Regions from separate parts of the Mus musculus genome. Here all the other regions are linked to region 1. The links are chromatin loops, found by intact Hi-C in ENCODE. Cell type or tissue: heart. All regions are shown on one strand. Each heading gives the region's core, and the rest is flanking DNA. Links, peaks and the distances in the headings are about the cores only.

What was found. Peaks named below come from ENCODE experiments on the same cell type or tissue, not always from the same donor. Only the 100,000 strongest peaks of a DNase experiment are listed, where the experiment ranks them.
Region 2: a loop joins it to region 1, with 2.3 times the contacts of the local background. A loop is called at or near these places in 11 of 42 quality-filtered maps.
Region 3: a loop joins it to region 1, with 2.8 times the contacts of the local background. A loop is called at or near these places in 13 of 42 quality-filtered maps.
Region 4: a loop joins it to region 1, with 2.2 times the contacts of the local background. A loop is called at or near these places in 5 of 42 quality-filtered maps.
Region 5: it touches region 1 in a loop (2.5-fold over the local background); 6 of 42 quality-filtered maps call a loop at or near these places.

The regions. Positions count from the first base shown.
Region 1 is chr10:40,139,241-40,145,488 of GRCm38, reverse strand. Slc16a10 (solute carrier family 16 (monocarboxylic acid transporters), member 10) reads left to right here and starts at 3,235. Exons shown (of 6, transcript NM_001114332.1): 1 at 3,235-3,786. The coding sequence starts at 3,453. In heart, for the core only: a CTCF peak has its summit at 3,194 (motif pointing left); DNase peaks (open chromatin) are centred at 3,128 and 4,278; H3K4me3 peaks cover 2,447 bases; H3K27ac peaks cover 2,199 bases.
Region 2 is chr10:40,209,438-40,215,685 of GRCm38, reverse strand. No RefSeq gene overlaps it. Among named protein-coding and RNA genes, the nearest start is that of Rpf2, 34 kb to the left of the region's middle. In heart, for the core only: a CTCF peak has its summit at 3,048 (motif pointing right); a DNase peak (open chromatin) is centred at 3,065; H3K4me3 peaks cover 434 bases.
Region 3 is chr10:40,066,244-40,072,491 of GRCm38, reverse strand. All of the region lies in intron 3 of Slc16a10 (solute carrier family 16 (monocarboxylic acid transporters), member 10), which reads left to right. Among named protein-coding and RNA genes, the nearest start is that of Gm25613, 40 kb to the left of the region's middle. In heart, for the core only: no CTCF peak of the experiment used is centred there; DNase peaks (open chromatin) are centred at 3,021 and 3,681; H3K27ac peaks cover 1,081 bases.
Region 4 is chr10:40,081,207-40,087,454 of GRCm38, reverse strand. The region is part of intron 1 of Slc16a10 (solute carrier family 16 (monocarboxylic acid transporters), member 10); the gene reads left to right. Among named protein-coding and RNA genes, the nearest start is that of Gm25613, 25 kb to the left of the region's middle. In heart, for the core only: no CTCF peak of the experiment used is centred there; a DNase peak (open chromatin) is centred at 2,934.
Region 5 is chr10:40,088,263-40,094,510 of GRCm38, reverse strand. All of the region lies in intron 1 of Slc16a10 (solute carrier family 16 (monocarboxylic acid transporters), member 10), which reads left to right. Among named protein-coding and RNA genes, the nearest start is that of Gm25613, 18 kb to the left of the region's middle. In heart, for the core only: no CTCF peak of the experiment used is centred there; a DNase peak (open chromatin) is centred at 3,270.

The DNA of each region.
Region 1 (6,248 bases), core at 898-5,897:
ATGGCTCAGTGGGTAAGAGCACCCGACTGCTCTTCTAAAGGTCCGGAGTTCAAATCCCAGCAACCACATGATGGCTCACAACCATCTGTAACGAGATCTGATTCCCTCTTCTGGAGTGTCTGAAGTCAGCTACAGTGTACTTACATATAATAAATAAATAAATCTTTAAAAAAAAAAGAAGCTGGGGATTAGATATGTGAGGCCCTATGTTCAACCCTCACATTGGAAAAAACGTTTCATTGTTTAGAAAAAGAGAAAAAGGAAGAAACCTAATGCTTTTATACTGCTCTAAAAGCATATTTAGTTGTAAAGGACAAAAATTTATTTATAGATTTGGATCTAAGAAAACCAAGAGTGAGAAGCCAGCATCTAGTGTGAATCTTTTTGCTATTTCATCCCTAGTCAGAGGACAGAAGCACAAGATAGCACATGTTCATCCTTGCATCACCTAAGAGATGGGGAGGGGAGGGGAGGGGAGGGGAGGGGTATGAGTCATCCTGTTATCAGGAACCCTCCCCCATAGCAGGCACTAGCCCACTGGTTAAGGCTGAGCCATTACAATTTTTTCCCAATGTGAGGGTTGAACCTAGGGCCTCATGTATTCTAAGCAACAGACGATATCCCCAGCTTTGTAAAGTTTTGTTTTGCTTGAACCCAGGACTTCAAACAAGCAGAGCACATACTCTACATTTCAGCCATTCCGTGCACTGTTTTTGATTTTTCAAGAATTTTTGTTTTATGGTGCTGGAGATTGAATATTGGGCTTCACACAACTGTTGTGATTTCCAACAGTTATTCAACTAATCTATAGCTCCAGCCCTATGTGTACTTTAATTAATTAATTAATTAATTAATTAATAATTGATAAATTTTAAGATAGGGTCTCTCTACATAGCTCTAGCTGTTACTGTCCTGGAACTCACTATATAGACCAGGCTAGCCTTGAATTCACAGAGATCTGTTTGCCTTTTCTTCCAAAGTACTGGGATCAGAAGTTCACACCATCACCCATGGTCTTCCTGCATGTGTTTTTAGTTCAACGTGTTTAGGTGGTGTGTTTGTGTGTGTGCGTCTCTCTCTCTGGGTAAATTATATTAAACTACAGGTGTTCATGAACAATCCTACCAAATAATTGTTATTACAGTGCTATTCTGAGTTTATAATTCGTAGAGTATATCTCAAAAAGATTATGTTTTAGAAATTTCTCCATAGCCATTGAATTATCTCAAGGCTACATTTGGCTGTTTGTTTTCAAGTGGTGATTAAGATGACATCAAACCAGACTGTATTATGTGACATAGCTAGAAACTGCACTTACATGTAGCATAACTGGAATCTCACTGCCACAGATTCAGCAGTTCAGAACTTTGTATATTCAATTTATTAATTTATTTTTAATTTTCTCTTTTATTTTATTTTATTTTAGTTTATTTATATATGAGTGATTTGCCTAAATGCATCAGAAAGTGTCCAATCCCCTGTGTCTGAGTTTGGGTTTCATTGCTATGAGGAGATACCATCTTAGTTAGGGTTTTACTGCTGTGAGCAGACACCATAACCAAGGCAACTCTTATAAGGATGACATTTAGGGGCTGGCTTAGAGGTTCAGAGGTTCAGTCCTTTATCACCAAGGTGGGAACATGGCAGCATCCAGGTAGGCATGGCACAGGAGGAGCTGAGAGTTCTACATCTTCATCTGAAGGCTGCCAGTAGAATACTGACTTCTAGGCAGCTAGGATGAGGGGTTTTAATGCCCATACTCACAGTGGCACACTTACTCCAACAGGGCCACATCTTCTAATAGTGCCATTCCCTAGGTTGAGCATATACAAACCATTACAGCTCCCTACCTTGATGATAATGGACTAAATCTCTGAAACTGTAAGAAAGCCCCCAATTAAATGCTTTTTGTAAAAAAAGAGTTACCTTGGTCACAGTGTCTCTTCACAGCAATAGACAGTGACTAAGACACCAAAAGAATTTGAGGGGTAATATATATCCAAGCTATTGTGCTATTTTAACTTAATCTCTAAAGCACCCACATTGCCCTGTATTCCCAGAACACTCCTCTGGACCCTCCCCTGTCTTTGGTTTCTTCTCTGTTTCTTTGGCTGGAAGGCTCTTTGCTTGTCCTTGTCCACAGAACCATGTGGCTAATCATAGCTCAGCTCAAACTTACTTTCTTACATACTATCCTTTTTTGGGGGGTGGGGTGGGGGTATGGGGGTAGTTGGTTTCAAGACAGGGTTTCTCTGTGTAGCTTTGACTGTCCAGGAACTCACTCTGTAGACCAGACTGGCCCAGAACTCAGAGATCTGCCTGCCTCTGCTTCCGGAGTACTGGGATACAAGGCTTGTGCTCCTACCTCCTAGCTGATGTCCCAGTGTTTAACCCTATTGCACCCCACTTTCTATTTCTGGACTGTTTTTACTTACTAGTTTAGGACAGAGAGAAGCAAGAATGTGATAATCACAGTTATTGTATAACCCACCACACTGGTGCTTAAGTAACTAGCATATTTTGATTTTGTTTGGAGTGAGTAATCTAAATATCTGAGAAATTAAGAAGATACATCAGAATAAGATGCTTCAGGGGGCAGAGGAATTGAATATAAGTGTTGGTTCTTTATTTAGTGTGAGGACAACTTGTGAAGTTTAAAAGTATTGCTTTCTAGCTGCCCGTCAAAAATGTTTGTTAGTTGAAAAATTTAGAATCACAGTCTGTCTTCCAAAATGAGCATCTTCATTGTGCCAAGTATTCAAAACAAACTGTATGTTCGCGGAATTGGAGTAATTAAACAAGGTCTCTGATTCCTGAATTGCCTTTTAAGTAGGTACGTGGCATAAGGAATCTTTTATATTATAACTAGCACAAAAGGGACAACAAATATGAAATTTAAACTGTCATTTGTGACTCTCTATTCCAGTGAGGGTAAGCATTACCTGATCGATTGATCACCTTCGCAGGCCACACGTAGGAGACGCTCCCCAAGAACTTCTAAGGTTAATGCTGAGAGGAGGTGACATTACTCCTGGAGGTAGCTAATTTGGCGGCACGCCTTCAAGCGCGCGCGCGCGGGCGGTCATTGGACACCCCTCACGGGGCGGAGCCTCCGCTTGCGGATGCCCAATCACCTGTGGGCTCAGGGTGTAAGGCCCTCTGGTGGCCACGCCCCTAGGCGGTGCGGGAGGGCGGAGGGGCGCTTTTAAGAGGCGGCTGGAGGCCGGCGTAATCAGGCGCGAGGGGCAGCCGGTGTGTCAAGTCCTCTGGCCGCCTTAGGCGGTGTCTGCGGTGTGCGCCTCTCGCCCGCCCGCCCGCCCGCCTGCCCGCGGCTCCAGTGTCCTCGCCTCGGCCTCCCTCCTCCGTCCGCGCGGCTGTCCCAGGCTCCGCGAGCCACCCCGGGACCTTGCGCCCGCAAGCTTTCTCGGTGCCCGACGGGGCCGCCTCGGGACATGGTGCCGTCCCAGGAGGAGCCCGCCGCCGAGCGGGAGACGAACGAGGCGCAGCCGCCCGGGCCCGCGCCCTCGGATGACGCTCCGCTGCCCGGCCCGGGACCCTCGGATGTCTCCGACGTGGCCGCAGAGAAAGTGGAGGTGGAGCTGACGAGGTCAGCGGGCAGTGAGCCCCCCGTTCCCCCCGAGGGCGGCTGGGGCTGGTTGGTGATGCTGGCGGCCATGTGGTGCAACGGGTCGGTGTTTGGCATCCAGAACGCCTACGGGGTGCTCTTCGTGTCCATGCTGGACACCTTCAAGGCCAAGGACGATGACAACATGGCCTTCAAGACAGGTGGGACGTTGCTGCGGGCCGAGGGGAGGAGGGCATGCGGGGTGGGAAATGGGAGCTTTTGGTGCGTCCTCTTGTGTTGGGAGGGTGTGAGCTTTGAGCCTGACCCGTCTCACTTGCAACCTGCAGCTTGGGGCTTCCCTCTGCCAGTTTTGTATGGAACCCAAAGGCAAGCAAGTTGCAGAGTTGTACCTGCCTGAGGCTTTGGACTCCTCCTTTCTGCACAGTGGGCGCCAAGAATCCACAGTACTTTCCTCTTAGTGGTGGGAAATAAACTGAACGTTCCAGCACCAACAACACTGCATTATCACTTTTACAGTCTGCTTTGTGACCGCCACGGTGGTGTGGTTATCTGCCTGCCATGCTGCAGAAGGAAAGGTGTGTTTGGGTAGATGCAGCGCAGGCCAGGACGGGAGATTGGCAAAATGGAAAAGTGGATCCCAAGGTCACAGGGAGTCCCAAAGGCAGCCCATTAAAAGTGGTAGTCGGTTGTCTCTCTGCACGCTCTACTATATTTAGACAGCATAGGAGGCAGCCACGTGGGATGGTAAGAGGAAGATAAGGGGTTGGACCTTCTGTTATGTTGACGTTTTTTTTGCCTTGTGGAAATAAAATGCAAAAGGTGCAGACTCCGCATTTTTGTCAAATGCTTTCTGACTGATTATGCAAAAGTCAAGTCTAGGACCGTCTGCATAACATTTCCCCCATTATTTCATCTCATGCTGCCGGGCAGGTGTTGTCAGCTCTGCTTGGGTGAGAAAATGGAAAGTCAGGGAAATGAAGTGTTTTAGTGAGGACCAGAATAAAGATAGACCTCATCGCCTGACTTGGAGACTGAGAGTCTCTTTGCTAAATCGGGCCACTGCTGCCTTTTGGGAAACTTAATAAGATCAATAATTTCTGTGTTTCACTCTGCTCAGCCTGGCCTTGAACTCAAGATCCTCTTGGCTCAGTTGGGATTATAAGAACATTCTGCACCATACTGGGCAATAATAGTCTTTTAAAAACTACAGCAGGGTCTCACTATTTAATTCTGGCTGGCCTAGAACTCACTATGTAGGACAGGCTGTCCTCAGATTCACAGAGACTTGCTTCTGCTTCTCAAGTGATGGGATTACAGTCATGTAAAAACCCCTTTAGTTTCTGTTTTTACAGTGTGTATTGCTTAGATTTTTGGTGTACACATAAAATAAACAGGATTGTAATTATAAATTGGAAGGTTAAGATGGGGTGGAGGAGAAAAATCCCTTTCTCTTTCATTCATTTCTTCCTTCAGTGCCAGGGATGGAACCGGGCCTTGGGCATGCTGCTCAAGGGCTGCACCAGTCCTCTACATTTAAAGCGATTTCTCATCATCTGAATATATTGTAATGTATTGTACTTTATGCATTTTTTTTTTTTTTTCTGAGACAGGGTTTCTCTGTGTAGCCCTGGCTGTCCTGGAACTCACTTTGTAGGCAGGCTGGCCTCGAACTTCTGCCTCCCAAGTGCTGGGATTAAAGGCGTGTGCCACCCTTGCTCGGCTATGCACTCTTGGACATTTAGGTTGCATTCTAAAACTTCTGTATTAAGTATTATTGTCCCCTCTTCTATGTGAATAATGATGTATCATACTTGATGGGGAATTTCTGTTCCTAAAGTGACTGTTGAAGTTGCTGTGTTGGGCAGATCAAGGGTTAGGCACCGATTGTTAGTTTTAGCTGGAGGAAGGTAAGCCTTTTGTGCCACTGCAGGACAGATGTGAAGACCCAATAGCAAACAGGATGATTCCACACAGTTCCTGATGCTTCTGAGGCTGAGTCCTTCCCTCATGAACACTATTTCCATCTTTAGGCAGTTCTGTGACACAGGCTTCCTCTACAGACATGGAAATCTGGGCTCACGTGAATTTCGGCTGTGAGCAAGATTCAGTCTTGGGTTTGTCTGACTTAAGGAATTAGGTTTTTAACTGCTCTGGCTAGATAACACTCAGCGAATCTGATCATTTAATGTTTATACAATGCTTCTGGGGCTAAACCTCTGAAAAGCTAGGGGCTTAGCTCAGTTGGTAGAGTAGTGCTTCCATACTGTATAGTCCAGCACTCCGTAAAGCCATGGTGGCATGTGCCTGCGGTCCCAGTACACCGAAGGAGAGGCAGAGAGACACAGGAACTCAAGGTCATATAACTTTTCTCTTTGAAGCAAGTGTGAGGTCTTCATAGTCTATAAGAGATCCTGTCCAAAAAATGCTTTTTTCTTTGCAACTAGTAAACAATGACCATGAGTTCAAGGCCAGGTTGAGCAGAAATTATTGATCGTGGTCTTGTCAAAAGATTTTTGAAATGTAGAGACTTCCACAGAGAAGTCCACTTTTTTTTTTTTTTTTTTGAGACAGGGTTTCTCTGAGTAGCCTTGCCTGTCCTGGAACTCACTTTGTGAACAGGCTGGTCTTGATCTCAGAGATCCACCTGCTTCTGCCTCGAGTG
Region 2 (6,248 bases), core at 609-5,608, 70 kb before region 1:
ACACCACACAGAAATTGTGTTTTCAAGATGTGCCCATTTTGTACGATTGTGCTTGTTTTTAGGGCTATATAAGATGGCCTGGCTTTGTTGCTAGGTCTCAAGTGTTTCCACTGTCTCCTACAGTGAAGGTGCATGTTGACCATACATATGTTGTGTGATGAATTGTTTTTGTTTTTTGTTTTTTGTTTTGTTGTGTTTGTTTTTCGAGACAGGGTTTCTCTGTGTAGCCCTGGCTGTCCTGGAACTCACTCTGTAGACCAGGCTGGCCTCGAACTCAGAAATCCTCCTGCTTCTGCCTCCCGAGTGCTGGGATTAAAGGTGTGCGCCACCACACCCAGCTGTGTGATGAGTTTTAATTCTTTGGGGTCTACACAAGGGAGTATGATGTCTGTGTTATATGACATCTCTGTGTCTGGCTTGTTGAGCAACAGTGAGAGAGTTTTCTACGGTGACTGCACTACACGAGATTCTTCCAACCAAGCATGAGGGTCTAACCTGCCCATTTGCTGTATTAACCTAACAGGTGTTAATGGCTCACTGTGGTTTGGGTTTTTATTCCTCTGATGACTAGTGATGTTAATTTTTATTTCATGTGCTTATTAACCATTTGTATATCTTCCATGGAGAATGTTTATTAACAGAGATTTTGTTTTGTTTGAGACAGGGTTTCTCTGTAATGGTCTGGCTGTCCTAGAATTCACTCCTTAGACCAGGCTGGCCTCAAACTCATGGACATCCATCTGCCTCTACCTCCTGAGTTATTAGCTGGGATTAAAGGCTTGTGCCACTAGGCCTAGCTACTTATATTACTTTAAAGGGCCTAGTCATGCGGTGGCCAAAGGTAGCAGCCCAAACTGGAAGTTGTGAATTTTGTTAACCAAGTAGATACACTTTCCAAAAAATAGTGTTTCTATTCCTGCTCTGGGTCTCCTTGCTTTCTCTTGTCCTAGGTTGATGTGTGTCCTCACCTATTAGAGACAGGTCTTACTGTGTGCTCAACCAGGGTAGTCCTCACATAGTGTGCTAGCCTCCTTTGTCTCCATGGTGACTGCATTCCAAGAGTTTCCAAAAAGGCCTTTGGCTCTCACACATCCAGGTACGGGACTTTCTAAGCTGTTTTCTGGACTGGCTGCTAGGGTTTTGGTTCAGGGTAACTAAAAACTGCTTTTGATCCTCTCAAAGGTCGATTCTTAGCATTGTAAAGCCAAACCTTACTTCCTTCAAGTAGTCTGGTTGTATCTGAAAATATGACCTCCCTGCCAGGTCTTGGTAACATAATCACCATTGTTAGTTGTATTGTTTCCAAGCTTCACGAGCTATAGATAGCTTAGCAAATACACTTTCTTAAATGTGCCTGTTTGGTCAGGGTCCAGGGTTCCTAGCCATAATCAGTAAAGTGAACAATAATTTTTATTGTCTCATCGTTGCTAGAACTATAATTTTAAAATATAAATAAATATATATATAATATACATATATTATATAGACATAAATTTAAAATATAATGTTTTATAAATATAAATTCAAACATATCATATATTATATATTTTATAATTTATATATTTATAAATAAATATTTTATAAATATATACATTTTATATATAATGTATAATAAAATTTAAAGTTACAGAAGCTTCCAGCTAGGATGGCAGACTGGAATGTGTCTCTGTGAGACCCACTGAATATGAGCCACAATAAAAAAGGAAAAATGAGCGGGGCTGTGTTGAATTGTGCCTTTAATTACATCCGTTGGGAGGCAAAAGCCTAGAACTCAGAGTTTTTGCCAAACTATCTATATAGCTCATGGAAGCTTGGGAAAGATACAGTTAGCAATGGTGAGTATGTTACCCAGACCTGGCAGGGAGGTCATATTTTCAGATACTTGAAGGATCTAAGGATTAGCGGAGTTCTAGGCCATCCTGGTCTGCAGAGCCAGTTCCAGGACTGTCTGGAAAAATTAAAAACAAAACAAATAAATAAACAAACAAAAAGCAAAACCGAACAAAACTAAGGTGGATACTGGAAAGATGGCTTGATTGTTAAGATCACTGGCTGTCTTCTAGAGTCCCCGGGGTTCAATGCCCAGCATACAACTAATTCTAGTTCCTGGAGATCCGGTGCCCTTTCTGGCTCCCCACGGGCAAAACGCTCACTCACTTGAAGTAAAAATAAATAAATCTAAAAGGATGGGAGAGCAAGCTTCAGAAATCCTTGAAGGTATTGATAGGATACCTGAAAGAGCTGAGAAAAAGATGCATGCTGTATGGAAAAGAAGGCAAGTCTTAGTCCCGCAGTACGTAGCCCTAAATGGGTTACATCTGAAACGTAAGCCGGGTGGCCCTGGTTAAGAGACTAGCTACCCTACCCTCACGACGAGTGCACAGCCTCACAAAGCCTCATATCCAGCTGAAGACTGTAATAAACACAGAGGCACAGAACAGCAGCGGAGAAGCATCCTTTGTATCACTTTGTATGGCTTACAAGGATTGGGAAATGTACCGACTGGAGAGAGAGCCACTGTTTGAAACGGAGCTACCTTGTGTGCCTGAGAACAAGAAACAAGTAAAGCCAGTTTATTCTGCCGCAGCTATGGGACTAGAACCTGTCTAGGGAGCAGGCAGAAGGGGCTGGAGCTCGGACTGGTTGATAAGTGGGTGTGGCAGGAGGTTGAACTCAGGCGGTCAAGCTCCAGGAAAAGGGCCCCCCACCCTCAGTAACTGAGCAGGCTTCACCTGCTGAGACCAACCCGGAGCTGGAGCTTGAGCGTCCTGAGCCGGAGGAGGTCAGCTGGTAGATAACTCTGAAGCCACTATCTGAGGAGAGCCTGGAAACTGAAGGCCCAGAGGTCTGTCTGTCTGTCTGTCTGTGCGGACCCCAGCTGCATCCCTCCAGCAGGGTGGTGAACATACAAGTGGTCTGAAAGATGGAAGTCAAGTACAGAGCACAGTACAGCCTTTACATCCCACACCCACAATGCCCTCGGGAGACACCTCCAGCTACCACAATAGCCACCAGGGGGTGTACACTGGAGTATTTCTCTACAGAGAAAAACTTGCCCAGCCCACAGACTGCAAAGCTAAGTATGGCCAGTAGAGGTCCCCTGTACCCAGAAAGTGACGGCTCTGGTGGCCATGGGTACTGAATACAGGCTCAACGCCAACCTAAACCACACGAAAGGCAAGAACCCTCAAGTCCAAATGACCTTCCCATCCAAGCGTATAAAGAGTAGCTTCTAGTTTTTGAAAACTTTTAGAAAACCCTTCAACTGTTGAACTCCAAGATGGAGTGACAGATGAAGACTTCAAAAGTTCATAAGGAGGGCTAGAGAGATGGCTCAGTGCTAAAGACCACTGACTGCTCTTCCAGAGGTCCTGAGTTCAATTCCCAGCAATCACATGGTGACTCACAACCATCTGTAATGGGATCTGATGACCTCTTCTGGTGTGTCTAAAGACAGCTACAGTGCACTCTTATACATAAAATAAATAAGTCTGTCTGTCTGTCTTTCTTTCCCAATTTTTTATTAGATATTTACTTCATTTACATTTCAAATGCTATCCTGAAAGTCCCCTATACCCCCCCACCCCCCCACCCACTCCCACTCCCACTTCTTGGTCCTGGTGTTTCCCCTGTACTGATCCCCTGTACTGAGGCATATAAAGTTTGCAACACCAAGGGGCCTCTCTTCCCAATGATAGCCGACTACATATGCAGCTAGAGACACAAGCTCTGGGGGTACTGGTTAGTTCATATTGTTGTTCCACCTATAGGGTTGCAGACCCCTTCAGCTCCTTAGGTACTTTCTTAGCTCCTCCACTGGGGGCCCTGTGTTCCATCCAATAGCTGACTGTGAGCATCCACTTCTGTGTTTGCCAGGCACTGGCGTAGCCTCACAAGAGACAGCGATATCAGGGTCCTTTCAGCAAAATCTTGCTGGTGTATGCAAAAGTGTCTGTGTTTGGCGGCTGATTATGGGATGGATCCCCGGGTGGGGCACTCTCTGGATCATCCATCCTTTTGTCTCAGCTCCAAACTTTGTCTCTGTAACTCCTTCTATGGGTGTTTTGTTCCCAATTCTAAGAAGAGGCAAAGTGTCCACACTTTGGTCTTTGTTCTTTTTGAGTTTCATGTGTTTTGCAAATTGTATCTTGGGTATTCTAAGTTTCTGGATTAATATCCACTAATCAGTGAGTACATCTCATGTGAGTTCTTTTGTGATTGGGTTACCTCACTTAGGATGATGCCCTCCAGGTCTATCCATTTGCCTTGGAATTTCATAAATTCATTGTTTTTAAGAGCTGAGTAGTACTCCATTGTATAAATGTACCACATTTTCTGTATTCATTCCTCTGTTGAGGGAAATCTGGGTTCTTTCCAACTTCTGGCTATTATAAATAAGGCTGCTATGAACATAGTGGAGCATGTGTTCTTATTACCTGTTGAAACATCTTCTGGATATATGGCCAGGAGAGGTATTGTGGGATCCTCCAGTAGTACTATGTCCAATTTTCTGAGGAACTGCCAGACTGATCTCCAGAGTGGTTGTACAAGCTTGCAATCACACCAACAATGGAGGAGTGTTCCCCTTTCTCCACATCCTTGCCAGCATCTGCTGTCATATGAATTTTTGATCTTAGCCACTCTGACTGGTGTGAGGTGGAATCTCAGGATTGTTTTGATTTGCATTTCCCTGATGATTAAGGATGTTGAACATTTTTTCAGGTGCTTCTCAGCCATTCGATATTCCTCAGTTGGGAATTCTTTGTTTAGCTCTGTGCCCTATTTTTTAATGGGGTTATTTGGTTTTCTGGAGCCCATCTTGAGTTCTTTATATATATATTGGATATTAGTCCCCTATCTGATTTAGGATAGGTAAAGATCCTTTCCCAATCTGTTGGTGGCCTTTTTGTCTTATAGACAGTGTCTTTTGCCTTACAGAAGCTGTGCAATTTTATGAGGTCCCAATGTCAATTCTCGATCTTGCAGCACAAGCCTTTGCTGTTCTATTCAGAAATTTTTCCCCTGTGCCCATATCTTCGAAGCTTTTCCCCACTTCTCTTCTGTAAGTTTCAGTGTCTCTGGTTTTATGTGGAGTTCCTTGATCCACTTAGACTTGACCTTAGTACAAGGAGATAAGAATGGATCAATTCGCATTCTTCTACATGATAACCACCAGTTCTGCCAGCACTATTTGTTGAAAATGCTGTCTTTTTTCCACTGGATGGTTTTAGCTCCCTTGTCAAAGATCAAGTGACCATAGGTGTGTGGGTGTAGGGAGCGGGTGTGGCGGTAGTCCCAAGATGGCGCTCGAGACTGCAGCCAAGTCTTATGACTTGCACCTGACTTCCTCATACACCGGAAAATAATCCACGTCCATCGTGAGAGCTGCGAAGGCGCACCATGACAAAAGATCAGGCCATTTGACGAAGGCTAATGAACTGAGATTACGCGGACTGGGCTGATGGGGCGTGGTTGAGGGGTTGTATAAGGGATTGCGATTGGGGGCTAGGAGAGATTCCTGCTTGCATGTTAAAAGGTTCCTGAATAAACTGCTTTGAGAAGAACCCTGTGTAGTCGCTCTTTTCTGCTGGTTCGGAGACAGAAGCGACATGTGGGTTCATTTCTGGGTCTTCAATTCTATTCCATTCGTCTACCTGTCTGTCGCTATAGCAGTACCATGTAGTTTTTAATCACAATTGCTCTGTAGTACAGCTTTAGGTCAGGCAAGGTGATTCCACCAGAGATTCTTTTATCATTGAGAAGAGTTTTTACTATCCTAGGTTGTTTGTTATTCCAGATAAATTTGCAAATTGCCCTTTCTAATTCGTTGAAGAATTGAGTTGGAATTTTGAAGGGGATTGCATTGAATCTGTAGATTGCTTTTGGCAGGATAGCCATTTTTACTATATTGATCCTGCCAATCCATGAGCATGGGAGATCCTTCCATCTTCTGAGATCTTCTTTAATTTCTTTCTTCAGAGACTTGAAGTTGTTATCATACAGATTTTTCACTTCCTTGAAGTCACACCAAGGTATTTTATATTATTTGTGACTATTGTGAAGGGTGTTGTTTCCCTAATTTCTTTCTCAGCCTGTTTGTCTTTTGTGTAGAGAAAGGCCATTGATTTGTTTGAATTTATTTTATATCCAGCTACTGCACTGAAGCTGTTTATCAGGTTTAGGAGTTCTCTGGTGGAATTTTTAGGGTAACTTATATATACTATCATATCATCTGTAAATAGCAATAT
Region 3 (6,248 bases), core at 504-5,503, 73 kb after region 1:
GTAGGTGCTCAAACATTGGCTGGAAGATAGCTCTATTATGCATAAGTCTAAAGCAACACATATAGTATTTACAGTCTTACCATTTTGCTCTTTAAACTCCTTTACATTCATGTCCTAGTGAAACTCATTCAATGCTTAACACATGAGCTCAAACTCAGCAAACCCAAGAATAATGAAATAACTACCAGTGTTGGCAGTTGTTGGCAAGGGGATGGGGGTGGGGTGGGGAGACGTGAAGCCTGCTTGCTGCTCTGATGCCCACTTTATAGATCTGTACTGACACTACAAGACAGATCAACAGTTCTGTCTCTAGAGGAGAAAACCTCAGATCCTGAGGTGTTGTCTATGGGAACAGATCTTGGGTGAGGAATTTTAGCATGGCCACAGATCATTATAACTTGGGTCATGTCTGTTTAGAAATGACAGTGATTCTATAAGTTTTTGTACTGCTTTATGATGTTGGCAGTTTAGTTTCAGTTGCTGTCAGTGTCTCTTACCAGTAGAGACACCGCAGCTCAGCAGTTCAGCACCTGTTTTCTTTGACTCAATGTGGCCAACTGGGCTTTGTTTTTAGGCTTTAGGCTTTGAATCACAAAAATCTTTATCAGGATGGCAGGCTTGTACATGGAAAACATGTAATGTGTTATTCATTAGCTCTATTACAAAATGTTTTGAGACAAGATCTTACTGTGAGGCTGGTTTCAGAATTTTTGTTTGTTTTATTTGTTTGTTTGTTTGTTTGAGACAGGGTCTTTCTGGGCAGTCCTGCCTGTACTGGAACTCACTCTGTAGAACAGTCTGGCTCCCTGTCTCTGACTCCATAGTGCTGGCGTTAAAGTTGTACATCACCATCCCTGACTTGGTTTCAAGTTCTTAATCTTTCTAGTTCACACTCCCAAGTATGGGGGTTAATCATACCATACATTATCATAGCCAGCCAGCATTAGTTTTTCTTTTCTTTTCTTCTTTTTTATTTTTTATTTTATTTTTTTTTCTTTTCTTCTTTTTTAAAGAACAATATATAAATAGATTGTTTTTGTGGCAGATGGTTCCAAAAGAAACTTTGACCTGGTAGAGATAGCCCATTTATGTGCTGTAAGATGGTAGATCATTTGCCTGCTAACAGCGCAATTAAGTGGATTCCTAAGTCCACTTATAATTGAGAATAAACAAGATGTACTTTTAAACTAGAATCACTCCAAGGCAAACAAGCACATAAATAAGAGATACTGTTCTGATTTGGATGGTGCCAGATGTTATCAGGGTGTGTCGTGGGCATTGCACGACTGGGACACTCGAGTAGCCCAGCAGCTCTATTCACTCAGCTCCAGCCAGATCATGTGGTGCAGAGCCATGCAAGTAGGGGAAACAAACAGTCTTTTATCTTTCCATGGTTTCCCCAGAGTTAGGTTCTGGTCCATTTCTCACCGAATGGATTGTATGAAGCTGTTTCGGATCCGCATAGCACTTCAGTGGGGGCGCAGAGCACAGAGCTCAAAGCGGGGCTGGGACGGTCACTGGGATGCTCAGAACTAAGAGTGGAATGGGTAGCAAACGTGTGGGAAAGCCCTGGCTCACTCTGTAAATCAGTCTGCAGCTGCTCTCCAGCCACACTAGGGTGACACCCATTGTATTTGTCCTGCAGATTCCTCTCATGTCAGAACACAGGCAGGGGTCGCCTAGCTATCCTAATGCTTAGGGTATGGTTTACAACCAGAGAAAGGACTCAGAAGGGAACTAGCTCTTGTTCTAAAGTGACAGAATAAGAGGACCCGTGTGACCCTATCCCTAACTCCTATATCCTCTCTTCTAATGGGCAGGTCATCTGAATATGAGAAAATTAAATCCACATAAAGCTACTTTCTATAGCTGTCACAAGCAGAATATGAACTTCAAAGTACTTTATGTTCAGTTTTATTTTCTACAATGAATGTTAACCATAACATTGAATAACAAAAATGTTATTCTTTCAATAGTTATTTGTTAATCAAATTTAGGCTTTGTATCTTACAAATAACTATTGTAAGAATGTAAAGGGCCTCAGCTTAGAGTCACCTACATTTATCTGAGGCCATTGGCCTACAGCAAAGGGCCCTACAGACTTAGTGTGCTGGGAAAGTCACCGCTCTTCTCTCTGGCTAGCAAGTGGTTTCACCAGGGGTTTCTGTCTGTCTACCCTTCCTTCCTCCCCTCCCTTTCCTTCCGCTCCCCTCCCCTCCCCTCCCTTCCCCTCCCTCCTTCTCCTCCTCCTCCTCCTCCTCCTCCTCCTCCTCCTCCTTCTTCTTCTTCTTCTCTCTCTCTCTCTCTCTCTCTCTCTCTCTCTCTCTCTCTCTCTCTTTCTCTCTTCCTCTCTTTGTATTTAAATATACTTTAGGCTTTACTTGTTAAGATGCACCATGCTTCTGGATAATAGCAGATTTTAATTGTAATATAGATATTTGCTCATGCTGCAAATCCCCCATCAGTATCAAAGTTTATTCAAGTTTCACACTCCTGTATTACACTAATGAGGTAGGGGCCTCTCATACTTCTTACATAAACTGAAAGTGCACTGTTATGATACAGGATAAACAGGGCTAGGAATCTTAATTTGAAACATCTCTCCTTTGTAAGGTTCTGCTTGGAGACCTGCTTTTGTTTGATTTACCAGGAGGCTTTGGACAGTGGAGAAAGTTGCTTAAGCCACTTTTACCGTAACTCCCAAGTTACAGGACATCTTTTTTGAAGCTCCTGCCATGAGCAATCACTAACTCTCAGGAGTACAGAATAGAAGGGAAACTAGCCTTCATATGAGTTAGAGCCGCAGTGAGTCTTTGACACCCAAAGAGTTTAAAGCTGTTGTCTCCTGGCTGGCTGTCTTCTGTGTGGTTCTCCCTTCTGTCCCTGTTGTACCTTTCTATCCTGCCCTACCTGGCAGCTCGCTCAGAGACTGACAGGAACTTTATCTTCTCTCATAACACATGGGGGGAAAAAAACTCACTTTGGAGGCATGAAATTGAAACATGGACAGTTATGCAACCCAGCTATCTGCATCCACGTCAGCTGAGCAGATTCTTGGCATAGCATGGCTTGCAAGAACAGCTGCAGTACCTAGGCGTCAGAGCACAGTTTGGTTAACTCCGCATGTCTGTTCTCAGAGCCATGCAAAGATTTGCTTTAGGCCAGTGAGCTCTTTAAACAAATGCAACATTGATTGATACTGTTTTCCCCTCTATTTTTTTAAGCCCCTGTTTTTATTAGCTTTTGTTTTCTACCCCGTTGAATGTGTCCACAGCATCAGGGCTTCCAGAGGAGACCCGGGATTGTTAGAGTGTACTCAGGAGTGTCACACTGCTGCGTGGGGCAGCCAAGAATCAATCTGGTATTCTGAAGAGCTTTAAATAAAAAGCTCTCAAATAAAAAAAAAAAAAAAATAAGAGCTTTAATAAGGAGCTTTAAATAAAAAATAAAATATTTAAATGCTCTCCAGAAGTATGTAACAGTGATGCAGGGGTAGCAATGCTGCTTTTGCTGGGTAGGACAGGAAGAGGAACGAAACACAAGAAAGCTGAACTACTGGCCCAGTTCTTCCGCCTTGCCAGTAACAGCTGCCTGTTCTTCTCTTCTGGATATGTTCAGAACTCAGGTTGTCATGTGAGTGACCTCTGCAGAGAACACAGGCTCACAGTAAGAGCCTTCTATTTTGCCTGTTGTTCATTCATCATTGTGTCTGTGTTGCATGCCCGCACTGTGCGAGTGCAGGTCAGAGCATAACTTTTAGGAGTAGGTTTTCTCCTTCCACTGAGGGTTCTGGGGATCAAACTGTGGCCATTGGGCAAGCACTCGTAGCCACGGGGCCGTCTTGCCACCCTAGCAGATTCCTTTAAAGCTAACGGTCACTGCGCACGGGTCAGGAGTGTTGTGTTGCTGCTGCTCTCTTTCTTACCACTCTTCTCCTTCCTTTCCTTTTCTTTCTCCTTCCCCTTCTCTCTTTCTTTCTTGATTTGTTTTTTGAGATATTTTCCCTATGTTTTCTTGACTGTCCTGCAACTCTCTATATCACTAAGGCTGGCCTTGAACTCATAGAGATGCCCATACCCCCCTCCAAGTACTGGGATTAAACTTGTGCACCACCATGCCCAGCTATGCTTAAATTTCCTGACTCCACCCAGGTACAAGCTCTGTCCGAGGGAAGCAACATCTACCACCATTACCACTGCCTCTCACTGTTAGACGAGGGCTTTAAGTTCCATTTTGCTCTAGGTTGCAAGGTTCTATTCTACACTGGCTTTAAAATGTACTTAGGATAGATTTTCCATTCTTTCAGGGTCCCTTGTCCTTGTCTATGTGTGACTTGTTTTAATTACAACTTAAACAGATTCAAGCACTCATGCATTGAATAAATTCAGAGTGCCTGTTGTGTGCCTCCAGCATTCCAGGTATGAGGCGTGAGTTGATACAGTGTCTCTAATGCAGAGAGCTTTATGACAGACAGCAAGGACATTCTGTGTTCCTGCTAGGATTTAGAGGACTTGGGAAGCCTAGGACATAGGACTTCTGTAATTTGTCTTTAAAGCCAGACAAAGGTCAAACACTTTTTAACCAACTTATTTTTTTTCTTGTGTAGTATATTAAAATTCTGAATGTTGAAGTTTCAAAATTTTTAGCCACTCTAGGATCCAAGCACTGTGTTTTCCTCCATGTATGTGACTCTTCTAGAAATCCTCTAGTGTTGCTCATTTCTTACTGGTTACTATGGGAATGGCCTCTTGCTGTGTTGCTGCGTTTTTCAGTGGTGTCTGTGCCATCTTTGCTTTTCCAGCCTTTCTAACCTTGCATTTATTTCCCTTCAGATCTCAACATCTGCTGCAATTTGACTTTTCAGGTTAGTGCCAATTTGCCTCCTGCTATTTTTCTTTTCTTTTCCCTCCCTCCCTCTCTCCCTCCCTCCTTCCCTCCCTCCCTCCCCCCCTCTCTTTCTTTCTTTCTCTTCCTCTCCTCCTCCTCCTCCTCCTCCTCCTCCTCCTCCTCCTCCTCCTCCTCCTCCTCCTCCTCCTCCTCCTCCTTTTAGCTTAATGGCGTAGGCAGTATTTGTCAGCATTCTCCTGCTTGAGGAGACTAAGAATCTTTACTCTGCCTACTGTGACTCATTAATGGTGAAGTTGTATATTCATTCACAAAACATTCATCAAAACATGTTGAGCTTGGGATATTTTAAAAAAACATTTTGAAGACTAAAATAATGTACAATATAGGAAGTTGATAGGAGGGGAAGGCATGATTAATAAATGTGGAATCTAGAAAACATACTGCTTACAAATAGATTAAAATGACCTGTTACCAAGGCATGGCTGAGCATGCCTGTTACCCCAGCTCTTGGGAGGTGGAAGCAGAGATCAGATCCAGGCTAGGATGGGCTATAGCAGACTCTGACTTAAAAAACAAAAACAAAAATAAGTAAATGTAAAAATTAAAACAGACCTGCTACTTTTAGCAAGGCAGAACAAGTTTGTCTTGTGCCTCAATTTGTGGCTGTCCAGAGTAAATATTTACAGCTATTACTACAGTAGTCTTTGGAAATAATGCATGGTTTGCTCTGCCATGAAATTATCCCTAGGAAGTAGGCCCCATCCTCTATATGATTTAAGATTTATAGTGAAAAGGGGAATCTACTTGTGTTTAAAACTATCTAATCTTAACTTACAGTAAGGAACTGTAGGACTATAGTTTTGTTTAGCCCTTGGGTTGTCTGGTGTATTTAATGTCAATATGGGAAAGGCTGGTGAAAACTGGATTTTGTTTACAGAAGTAAACTGGGGACTTCTGTGGAGAAGTGTCATATACATCAGGAAGTGGAAAGAAGGAACAGATAGGGGCGAATGGGTGTCCACATCAGTAGGTCAGGCTTCTGTTTGCTGCTATAGACCTCTGCCTAGCACATGCCTGGCACAATTTTTTTTAAAAAATAGATTTCAGGTTGAGCTTATATACTTTACATTTTAATACTCTATTGTTTCATTGTGGTTTTTTTATTCTTTGATATGTAACCCATGTTCTCTCCCAAAGTGATAAAAAATTTATCTTCATCTTATAGAGAAAAAAAATTTAATAAGATTTAGATTAGTTCCAAATTTAGAGCATTTAAAAGATTTACAAATGGGGCCAGAAGATGTCTCAGAGAGGACAGGCACTTGGCATGGAAACCTTATGGACTGTGTTCAATCCCCAAACCACACGCCAGGTGAGTAGAGTGCTGTGACTTCCACATG
Region 4 (6,248 bases), core at 447-5,446, 58 kb after region 1:
GTAATTTCACTAGCCCTTATATTTTGATTTTAAAATTGTCTGCCCATTCTTTTAAGTACTGAGAGAAACACACTAAAGTCTATGATGATTGTGGGTTTGTCCTTGAGTTCTGTCAGTTTTCATTTTGTGTTTATTATCTTTTTATATTAAATCCATATGTATATAGATATATAGGTATAGATATAGCCACTACCAGATTCAAGGAAATAAACATATTTGTTTTGGTTTTGACTAATCTTTCATGTAGGTTTGTTCTTCTTTAAAATCAGCAGTATTGAGATATAATTAAAGTATATAATAAATCACTATCTAATATAATTTTTCTTTTATGTGCATGAGTGTTTTGCCAGAATGCATGTATGTACGTGCACCATGGATTGCCTGAATGCATGTATGTACATGCGCCATGGATTGCCTGAATGCATGTATGTACATGCACCATGTATTGCCTGAATGCATGTATGTACATGCACCATGTATTGCCTGAATGCATGTATGTACATGCACCATGGATTGGCGTCCGGAACTGAAGTTACAGTTACTTGTGAGCGAGCGGCCATGTGAATGCCAGGAATTAAATCTGGGTCCGCTGGAAGGATCAGCCCGAGTCCTCTCTTTAGTCCCTAAGCTGCTACTTTATAAATACATTTTTAATGTGTCTGTGCCTGTCAGGCTGCTACCAGGCTTGAGGTAATAAATGTATTCAGTGCGCCAAGTGTCCTCGGCCCTCTCACGGTCCCTTCTTTCTCTATACCCACTGACCCAACCAGATGCCCACGGATGTTTCCCATCACTGCAGGTTAATTCATATCTGACAATGATCTGAATGTCTCTTTGATCTGCTTTCTTTTGCTGAAAATAATTATTTTGTATTCATCTACATTGAAGGTGATGGGGGATATGAAAGAGATTCCAATATTGATGGATCCAATCTGAAGGGCTGGAAATAGAATAATATATGTAGTAAGTCCAATGAACTCTGGAAAGTCTCAGCAATGGGTGGACCAAGGAGAGGAGAGACTATCTGAGCTTGCAAAGAAGATGAGGGACAGAAACAGCTCAGCAGATGACACAAATGAATAGTAAGTGGGAACTGCAAGATATCTACAGTGCAGGAGACACCAGAGCTCTCTCTAAAGGGAGAGGAAGCGTTCTCAGAAGGACCAAAACAGAAACTTTCCTGGAGCTAGGAAAACATACTGGAGGCAATTAGAGCACCAAACACATGCCTAGTGTTACAGTTAAAACACGGAGTATGCAGAGCAGAGACGTTAGATTGAAAGCGGTAAGAGAAACGCTGCCTAAAAAGGCAGGCTCATCCGAACAAGCCAGTTTATAGAACAGAACCTGTAAAAGCTAGAAGGGCTTGGGATAATGTATTACAAATTCTGAAAGATAACAACTGCCAACCCAGAATACTAAGCCCAGCAAGGCTTTTCTGTAATGACTGAAGAAGTAAAAACTTTTCATGACAAAAATAGACTAAGAGAACTTATGACTTCAGAGCCAGCTCTACAGAAAATACTTGAAGAATCCTTCAGACTAAAGAGAAAAACAGAATCATCCGTGAAGCCACAGGGAAGAGTACAGCAGAGTAATACAGCAGGAGAGGAAGATAAAAGACCCAGCACTACAAATCAACAGAATGGCAGATATTCTCCCCCCACCCCCTCTCTCTCTCCTGGAACTTGCTTTGTAGGCCAGGCTGGAGTGCTGGAATGGCTATGCCATCTTTTCCTCCAGCTCCTAGCCCTAGAGTTTCCTTTTTTTTTTTTTTTTTTTTTTTTTGTTGAGATGAGAAGATGAGATAGAGCAATTTGTTTCTCGGGTGGGTCTTAAACTAGCCACATAGCTGAAGATGCTCTTGAAATAATGACTCTCCTGTCTCTTATCTGCGGAGTGCTAGAGTTACAGGTGTGTGTCATCACCCTGGCGCATGCAGTTCTGGGGACAACCCCAGGGCTTGGTGCTTGAGAGCCACTTTACCAGCTGAGTTGCAAACTGAGTCCAAGGGCTTGAATTCTTTAATATCTTGAAACTTTACAGGAAATGGACATCTTAGGAGTTTCCAGTAGCAAATAATTATTCATTCAAAAATCTAATTGTTCTCAAATGTGATTAGATTACCCTAACTTCAATTGCCAATTAACAGAATGTTCTAATGAAATTTCAGCAGAGGTACTAAGATTCTCAAGTGTGAACTCAGAATGCCTCTTGTGTTTGATAGGTTTTCAAGGGTTGGTGTGATGCTTTAAAATAGTACTGGCAACTCTAAAACCTCCTAGAAGGAGTCTTGTTAGAAAGATCATTTTATGAGGTTTTTTTCAGAAATCTATGCGGTGGTCTCTTCCTCCTATGCAGGAAGATGACCTAGAGCATGCGCTCGCACACTTGGGATTTAGTAGAGTCCTCGGGCATCTCCATCCACTGCGCTCGCACACTTGGGATTTAGTAGAGAGTGCTCGGGCATCTCCATTCACTGTGCTCGCACACTTGGGATTTAGTAGAAAGTCCTAGAGCATCTCCATCCACTGGGGAGCACTGAGGCCTGAGGCAGCTCCTGGAAACCTCATCAGGGAGGGGCAGGAGGGACTTAAGAGCTGAGAGTTAAGAGCACTGGCTGCTCTTCCTCCAGTCTTGGGGTGTCCCGCTTCAGGTTTCCTCCAGCACTGCATGCACAGGATGTACAAACATACATGTAGGCAAAATGCCTGCACACATTAAAATGAGTAAATTAAAATATCCAGCAAGGAAAGAGCTATTGTTAGCCAGCCGCTCCCACAGCAAGAGCTGTACAGGAGGTGGCTGGGTTGGGGTTTGAAAGGATTTGTGAGTGCTTCTGTGCCTCCTACAGAGGCTGAGTAGGTGAGGGGTAGCCCCACAGCTGTTCTGACTCCTGCCAGCATAGACTGCCTGGAGGGGCGGGGCGGCTCAAACAGTCTTGTGAATGACAGCCAAAAAGCTGTCAGGTAGAGCTGTAGCCAAAAGGACTCAGAGGTAGGACTCTGAAGAACTCAGAACTGCATCTGAGAAAAAGTCAGCTCTAATCAGCATCATCTCTGTTGGCAGTGTCACTGATGTGTAATTAATGTCCTTGCTTTCCTTCCCCGGCCTCATTTCTCCCACACCCATCTTAGAGAGAAGGAACAGTTAGGGATGGGGAGTGATGGGAACGGCTGATTCCAAGTTTTTCCTATCATCCTTGGATCCTAGAAGATAGTCAGTTACTGAATGAAGGCTGGCTTGTTAGCTGGAATGGCTGCGGGCTTTCTGTTATTTAACATGAATAAAAAAGACCACACAAATATGCTGAAGTGCTCATCCAGTGACAGAGGAAACTGCTCCCCCCACAGATAAATTTGAGGGGGTAACTATTTAATAAACTTGCAAGCCTGTAAATTTTCATGTTTGACATAGACTTAATGCCCTATGAGATCACTCGTTTTTTAGCACAGAATTATGACTAATGACTATTATGACTGCTTATCTTTCAGTTTTTGGCTTTCTTTTGTATGCTTACAGAATCAGCAGGAAGGTGTGATTTTTTAATTTTTAAGATTTTTTTCTCGTGAAAGATAATATATTTTTTAGAAAAGATAAAACCATGTATAGTTTTACCAAACTCCACACTCGTCAAAGACTTCGGCAGGGGCTTTGTTGTGGCAGTGCTGTCTTTATTTTGTTTTCTTGGGCAGAGTGTACGCTGACTCATGAACATTGCATGTAACTGTACTCTTAGATTTCATGATGTGGGCTACTAGTTGATGTTCATGCCTTGCTTGTAAAAGTGCCTTTATAAACTAAGAATGGATGCTGGTGTTCTGTTCTGCTGGGTTTTGATAGTGTATTCTCTCTTTTGGTGGTTGTTTGTTGTGTTTGTGTATTTTTGAGACATTGTCTCACTCTGTCACCCTGGCTGTCCTGGAAGTCACTGTGTAGATCAAACCCCTGGAGATCCCCTGCTTCAGTCTCCTCAGCACCACCACGCCTATCCCAGAAACTGTATTTTAGACATAGGTTACTAAGATTTTTTTGAATGGGATTACACTATTATTATGAGTGATTTTTTTTTTTTAAAGACAACATCTTTGTAGCTCAGGCTGAATGGAAGCTCACAGCAGTCCTCCTACTTCAACCACCCAGTGAGCCACCAGGCCTAGCAAAAACCTTTCATTCTAAACCACAAATACTTAGTAGGTGGCCACAGTTATCCAGGCTTAAAATTAAAATCACAAATAACCACAAATATTTGCTCTAGAAAAACTGAAAAATTCAACTGTGTATTGTAAAAATATGCACAAAACTAAAAATTTAAATCAAATGTATGGGATGCTGAATCAACTTTATATACATCTTCCAACATCTATTTTACTTTCAGATGATGGAAATTTCCAAAAAAGTATGACTCAGTGTGTGTGTGTGTGTGTTTTGTGTGTTTTGCAGGGGGCAAGGGCGATGTAATCCAATTAGTAAAGTCCTAAAAATTAGCACTCACAAACTACTTAGTAAAAATAGCTCTGAGAAGTTGTTCCAAGAAGTACATAAACTCAGTCCAAACTCCTCACATGGCTCGCTCTTCCGTGTTGTCTGCAGACCAAGTTTTCAGCCTCTGCAGACAATGCCAATACCGTCTTTCCAGCTAGCTCCCTCCCCTAGAGCCTCTGCTAATGTTGGTTCTAGGTTGGTTCCTCGCGGATGGATGTTTTTCTTGGTTTCAACTCAGGCAGGTTTGGGTGGGCCAGGTTTCCCTGACGGTCTGGCAGAGCATCCTGTGGTCTCCTGCTAGTTAGTTAGGAACTGTGCTGCGTCCTCTGGAGATGTTCTCTTCATCATAGTGCGGATGTTGGTGCAGCAAAAATAAAGCAGCAGGCTGGAGAGATGATGCTCTGTGGTTATGATCATTTGTGCTCCTGTGGGGACCAAGTTTGTGTCAGACCCAAAAGAATTTTAAGATAACAGTCTTCTTTCTGATAAAGGAGGAACATTAGAATCATAGCTATTTAAGAATATCACATAATTTAAGAACAAGCTAGCCAGGTGGTTGCGGTGCACGCCTTTAATCCCAGCACTTGGGAGGCAGAGGCAGGCAGATTTCTGAGTTTGAGGCCAGCCTGGTCTACAGCGTCAGTTCCAGGGCAGCCAAGGCTATACAGAGAAACCCTGTCTCAAAAAAACGGAAACAAACAAAACAAAATGTCAGAAAACCCAAAAAGGAATAACTTAAGTTACAAGAAAACAAAAAGATCATGAAGGTATCAGTTTGGGCATCTTCATTTAGATGTTAGACATTACATTCTTACCTTTGTCCGGACTTTACATTAGGATGTATGGTCCAGCACTGAGGTTCACGGAACCCTCAGTAGTTCTGAGAAGGTAAATGACTAATCCATTTCCAAGATACTTAAACCAACTCAGAAGGGAAGTGACAGCTTTAGTGTAGGGTGTACTGTACACCCTCATGGATATAGGCCTTATTGGCTTATTTATTAAACTGTTTTGGGAAAAGCTTCTAGGCTTGATGGCAGATCATAGATCATTTGGTTCTTTGACATACTGCTATGGTTATTTATATCCTATGCTTTCTGCTTTTTTAAACTTTTTTATTTTTATAGAATCAGAAACTATGACTTTTGATTCCTACTACCTTTTTTTTTTAAGTTGTGGAAAATAGCATACTTGCAGAGAAGAAAATAAAACATTGTAGTTTCATAAATAATGGTAAAGCAAATACCCTAAAGTTATTGTCCAGGTCAGAAATAATACTATGCATAAGCAGAAATATACTATATAAAAGTCAATTTCTTTAGGACAAAAACCAAACAAACAAAAAAAGCCAAACAAAGCAAACCAAAGCCCTAAGTCCCGATGCTCCACAGATGTTCACTTCTTATCGCCTTGTTCCAGAATGATAGTGACCTTTTCTCCACTGAGTTACTCACAGGCAGACATGGTGGCTCACACCTGGACGTCTAGGAATCTGGGGGCCTAGTTGAGACAGGAGAACTGGGGTGAGTCTGAGGCCAGTCATGGCAACATAATCAGTTCCAGGCCAGTGGAGGCTACAGAGTGAGACCCTGGATTACAGAAACATCCTAAAATAAAAGAGTTATAGTCACTGTCCTGATTTTAGTGGTCATTTCTCTGTATTTTGACCTTCCTGGCATAAATTCCTAAACTAAATGTATTGTGAATGTGTGCGTGTGTGTGTGTGTGTGTGTGTGTGTGTGTGTGTGTGTGTGTGTGTGTGT
Region 5 (6,248 bases), core at 907-5,906, 51 kb after region 1:
GTAATTTAACATACACTAAATGAGGTACTCTACTCAAATTCCAGCCTCACTATACTCAACGTTTGTGTGAATGTTTTCTCATCTGGGCAGGTACCTCTTTAAATGACTTAAATGGCTTAATGTTATGGTTCGTGTTTATTCCCCTGAGTTCATCTGTTAGGGTTTGGAGACACAGTCTCCCTCTAGTATATGCCCTGGCAGCTAGTGCATGTTTTCCTGTCATTGCAACACAACACAGGCTAAGATAGGTAATAGAAAGCATCTTGACTCTGTCTGACATCATGTGCATTAAATAAATTCCAATTGTCAGCTAGTCAGTGGTAGCACACACCGTTAATCTTAGCAATGGGGAGGCAGAAGCAGACAGATCTCTGAGTTCGAGTCCAGCTTGCTCTATAGATCTACTTCCAGGATATCCAGGGCCACACAGAGAAACCCTGTCTCTAACCTTCCCACCCCCCCAAAAGCTGTAAAACCATTACAGTTGTCATAACCAACATTAGTGGACATCAGTATCTCCCTCTTCATTTAAGGAAGAGGCTGGTATGAGTTAGAAGTGAGCTGGTCAGCTGCAAACCCTTCTTCCAGGCCTTGCCTGGTATGTTTATGTTATTGATAAGAATAGAATTTGGAGCCCCTGAGGACAGGTCACTAAGAAAGACAGCAGAAGCCCAGTGGGGCTTCTTAAGCAGACTTAGCTTCTTCTACCAAAGGCTAGGCCTTTACCCCAGAGCAGCCACTGAGACTTTGGGGACAGTTCCTGCTTTGGCTCTGATGGAAGAGGTCCTGACTGGGTCAGAGGTCAATGGATGAGGAAGGTTCTTGTGTTACAAATCTCTACTTGCACAATATCAGGATAGTTGTTTTTAATTTGTTCTTTGGGTTCCTATTTGTGCTTTCCATACTATCACAACATACTGTGTTGCTTTTTAAATTTTATAACATCCAAAATTATAAATGTGAGGTATCTTTTTCAGAAAAAGTATTTGTTATATTTCTCGGCTCTGTTGAAAGGAGTTCTTTCCAGCAAGTAGTGGTCAAACCTAGCAATACCTTGAGATTGTTTCTAGCTTACTTGACTTCTGCCCCAAATAATCTGTTCAAAATTCTCTGGTTTTTGGGACCACATTTGTAATTCCAGCATTTGCAAGGCAAAAACAGTTGAGGGTCTCAGCACAAGTTTAAGGCCACTAGGATTGCATAGTGACTTCTAGGCTAGCCAGGGTTAAACAGTGAAACCTTGTCTCAAACAAAACAAAACAAAACAAGGGGCTGGAGAGGGGGCTTAGTGGCTAAGACTGCTGCCTGCTTTTTCCAGAAGACACAGGTTCAGTTCCCTGTACTCACATGGCAGCTAACTCCAGTTTCAGGGGATCTGATGTCCTTTTATAGCTTCTGCAGCTCCAGGCATGCACATGGTACACAGACCTGCATGCAGACAAAACACCCATCCACATGAAATGAGTTAATTAAAAACGGAACAACCCCCTCCAAAAACTAAAACCAAACCTAGCCAAATGACAACAAACACTCAAAATACAAAAATTCATGAAATTCTCCATGGTATAAAAAACTTTAAAGAGAGAATTTAAAGTCCTGGAGAGATGACGCTGAAGTTAAGAGCACTTACTGCTCTTGGAGAGGACCCAGGTTCAGTTCCTGGCACTCACTTGGTAGCTAACCACCACCTGTAACTCCAGTTCCAGAGGACCTAACACCCTCTTCTGGCCGCAGTAGGGATTTGCATGCACGTGATCCCCATTTCCCCAGTACTGAGACTATAAAAGCGCATATGTGTGTCTGTCTGTGTGTGTGTGTGTCTGTGTGCCTGTGTGTGTGTGTCTGTGTGTGTGTGTGTGTCTCTGTGTGTGTGTCTGTGTGTGTCTGTGTCTGTGTGCCTGTGTGTGTGTGTGTGTGTGTGTGTCTGTGTGTGTGTCTATGTGTGTGTGTGTCTCTGTCTGTGTGCTTGTGTGTGTCTCTGTGTGTCTGTGTATGTCTGTGTCTGTGTCTATGTGCCTGTGTGTGTGTGTCTATGTGTCTGTGTGTGTGTGTGTCTGTGTGTGTGTCTGTGTCTGTGTGTCTTTGTGCATGGGAACTAGATAGAGGAGGATATCCAGTGTCTATCCTCTGTCTATCATTCTCTGCTTTATTCCCCTGAGACAGTGTTTCTCTGAACCTGTGGCTAGGCTGGCGGCCAGCAGGCCCCAGTTAGTTGGTCCTTATGTTTTATGTGTCGGGACTTTTGTGGCTTTGCAGAGCAAGTTGTTGGAGGCAAGAAGCACTGTTGCACTGTGGACAAAGAAACTCAATTCAGATGCAGGCGTCTCTGAGTCTGAGAAAGGTGGAGAGGTGAGGCAGTGGGTATATAGTAGCAACTTCCCTTTCAAAGACTGAAAAGTTAGGGTGACTATTTTTGCATGCACATAAGGATGTGAAGAACAGCAGAGAGATACATTCAAGGTGGCGTAGCATTTGAAAAACTTAGACTGAGTGACAAGTGGTGAGTGCCCCTCCCCCTATGTGGGGCACTGATGGTAAGTGCTGGAGAAGGGAGAACACTGAGGGAGTTTAGCGGAACCTTCTTGGAGTATGCTGGTCCTGATGTATCCTTCACAGAAGGGTGCTTTAGCAGCTTTGTTGGCTCCTAACTAGCTAGTTGAAAGAATTACTAATTTGATCTCCTACATTTAAAGAAAGTAAATTTTCTTTTTAAAAATTACTTACATATTCATTTACTTATTACTTTGTGTTTATGTGTGCACAATTCATGGTGTGTGTGTGGAGGTCAGAAGACAACTTGCATGAGCTGGTTTGTTTCTTCTGTGACACGGGGCTCAAGGATTGAACTCAAGTTGTCAGACTTGGCAGCGGGCTCCTCTTATCCAATCCTGAGCCATCTTGCTGACCCAGAAGCTGTGTTTCTTGATGTTTGAGAATTTTAAATATGTCTGAGCTTCTTAAAGCTGTACAAAGAAATTGACATTTAGGTGAAGAACAATGGAGTAATTCTTCACTGTTTTGGAGAATATTTTTCAATACCTTATGTAAAAAGTTAGTTCAAAGCTTTCCTTGTTAACCACTTTCCTGCTATCAGTCATCAATCCTGTTATAATTTCAAAGATTAAAGAACTGTATTAAAAGGATTATGTGTGTATTTATTTATACTACTTTATAGCTGTCAGCTTAGGTGTGCTGACTAGAAGTAATAAAAGCAGCATGGCTGTTTATAAGGAGTAATGGAATGCACAGAGCTGGGCTCTGGGCCAGGCCGTTGCAGTGGTAAATCTAGTGGCTTCCACTTACAATGTTGAGCATGCTTCGGCAAAGTGCTTAATCACCAAGCAGTGGCTACTTCACCTGTGGCTCTTGAAGAGGGAGTGGAGTGCTCTGGAACTTTTTTCAAACCTTATTTTTAATGATGGTTCTTAAATGCTTTAACCTCCCTTGTAGCCCATCACCCACCAGAGGTAGTGGGAAAGAAAGGATACGGGGAGGGGGGAAGTGGACCTGTTTAAAAATGTTCTTTGGAGCAACTCCTATCTGTGTTGTCTGGAAATTGGCAGTTCAGTTCACAGGTTAGCAGTGGCAGCTCGATCCATTCACAAACACCTCACAGATACACCAGCAGTCCAGTTCAGTAGAGTCTGGTTAAGCAACAGTGGTGACACGTCCTAGCAGAGACAGCCAGGCTTCAGTCTCCATTGGAGTCAACAGGAGGGACCAACAGGAACACCAGGAGAAGTTCTCGGCTGTGCCTTACTCAGGGAAGCAAAGATCAGGGAAGACGTGAGACCCACAAGCATTGCACAGCTTGCTGTACCAGCAAGCCAATCTCTGTCTCTGTCACTCCGTCAAGTGCTATTTATACCCTCTAAATATCACGTGTTCTGAGCTAGCATCTTGCCTTGGCACATGCATCCAATCAGCCCAAGTCTGTGAATCCCAACAAATGGAGCTCAACGATGCAATATAGGGCAGACCAATACATGCACGTTGTTAGCAAAGAATCCTTCATCACATGTCCTTTCATGTGTTTGCTTTAGCATAACATCCTCTCTCCTGTGTCTGCTTCAGTGAAACATCCCCTCATGAGTCTGCCTTAGTCTTTCACCTGTGTTCACTTCAGGAAAACACTCCTTCACGAGTTTGCCCCAGCAAAACACCATCCAACATAACTGACTCTCGAAAGATCCCTTAAGTTCCCAGTTCAGTGCTCCCACAGTGTCTCCCATGTGGCAGGAGCTCACTAAATGTTGGTTTCCATCCTCCATACAAAGACAGAGATGTGTACTCTGAGTATCTTTTAGTATCTTGAATGATATTAGTTATGGCTTTCATTCTTGATTTAGATACTCACGGCAGTGGTTCCTTGAGTCAAGAGGGAAACAGTTACCACAGGAAGAGGAGGGGCTTCGGGTTGAGTTAGGGGAGCAGGTTTCCTTGACAGTTGAGAACTTAAAATAACTCTTTAGAGTCTTCTGAAGAAATGATGCTTCCCCACTCACTGTAAGGCAATCAATCCATCTACTCCGTCAAAAATTAAAGATCTATAATAATAATACTGTGTGTATTTATCTATGTTACCTCATTACATAGGAATTTGATGTGGTTTTTCAGCCATCAGCAAGAACACAAAACAATCAGAAGTAAGATGTGGAATATGATGTTCAAGCCAGATGGAAATAACCCTTGGCATCAGCTGTCCTGGCTACATAGTTATTATAAAGCAATGAGAACAAACGTGTGCTAGGAAGCGGGGCATCTGGCTGCAGGCGAGAGTCACTTACAGAAGTACGGAGTACTGAGTGGACTGGGATGAGGTGGCCATAGAGCATCAGGAGCTGCTCTCATGCCTGCCCGTCCCGTCGGGGAAAGCAGCAGCAGCAGCAGCAGCCCCACCAAGCACCAAGTGCTCTCTCAGCAGTCCTCTGAGGGCCCTGGGAGGGAAGACCTGCGTACATGGCCTCCGTCAGGCTCAAAGTAAGGTATTTATTGTGTATATGTGTGTGCCCGTTTTCCTGGATCGTTCCACAAGTGTGTAATGACTGAAGAGGCCAGAAGGCATTGGATGCCTTGGACATGGGATTATAGGTGATTGTGAGCTGCCCAGTGTGATTGCTGGGAACTGAATTTAGGCTCTTGGCAAAAGCAGCAAGTGCTCTTAACTGCGGAGCCATCTACTCAGTTCCTTAAAAGACACCTTTATCGTGTGTGTTCTTTTGTGATTGGGTTACCTCACTCAGGATGATGCCCTCCAGATCCATGCATTTGCCTAAGAATGTCATAAATTCATTGTTTTTAATAGCTGAGTAGTACTCCATTGTGTAAATGTACCACATTTTCTTTGCCTGAGGAAGAGACTTGAGCATAGCAGTGACACACAGGAAGAGCCTCCCATAGAGTTTCTGATCACACTGCCCAGAAGATTTCAGTCCCGTGAGATGGACATTCTATTGTTGAACTGCACTGGCTCCATCTCTGTTAGATTGAAGTGGGCATAGTGTAAGGGTGCTGTCCTGTAATGGGAACCTAATTATGACTTGGCACACTGCCTTCTGGAAGCAGGCTGAGGGAGTTTACCTGCTACAGTAATAAGATTAAAGCATTTATTACTAGGAGAGGAATAAATCTCAATAAATGAGGTTTGCAGAAGTCTGAACTGTAGATCTAGGTTAGTGGTGAGAAAACTTTCCCAAAGACTATGTGTTAGTGCTGTTAATTTCCACATATAATGCGGAGCCACAGAGGCTCAGGAGCTGGTAGAGGTTTACTGTAGTGTGACTTATCTCTCCCAAAAACCCCAAACCTTGTTACTTTTCTTATTTAGGGTGATATATGCTATATAAGTTTGCCTTAGAACTACAGGTGTATGCCACCACGCCTGGTATTACTTTCCACACTTTCTGAGATTAAAAGTATATTTCTGGAATGAATGGTTACAATCAAGACAAATGAAGCCTAGAACAACTCCTGTGGCAATGGAGTTGGAAACACAAGTATTAATTTAAAGCGACTTAGTGTAGATCCTGATGGTTACAATAGATACATAGAAGCGTTACAGACGATAGGCCTGTAATTCAGCTACTTGGGAAGCTGAGGCAGAAGGATTATGAGTTTGAGGCAAGTCTAGGCTATATAGAAGAACCCTGACTCTTAAAAAAAATTAAAACTCCAAAATTATGTAAGTGGGGGCTATGTCAAAGAGTGACAGAGTCAAATGGAAGAGCCCTCAAAGAGCTTCTGGTAGT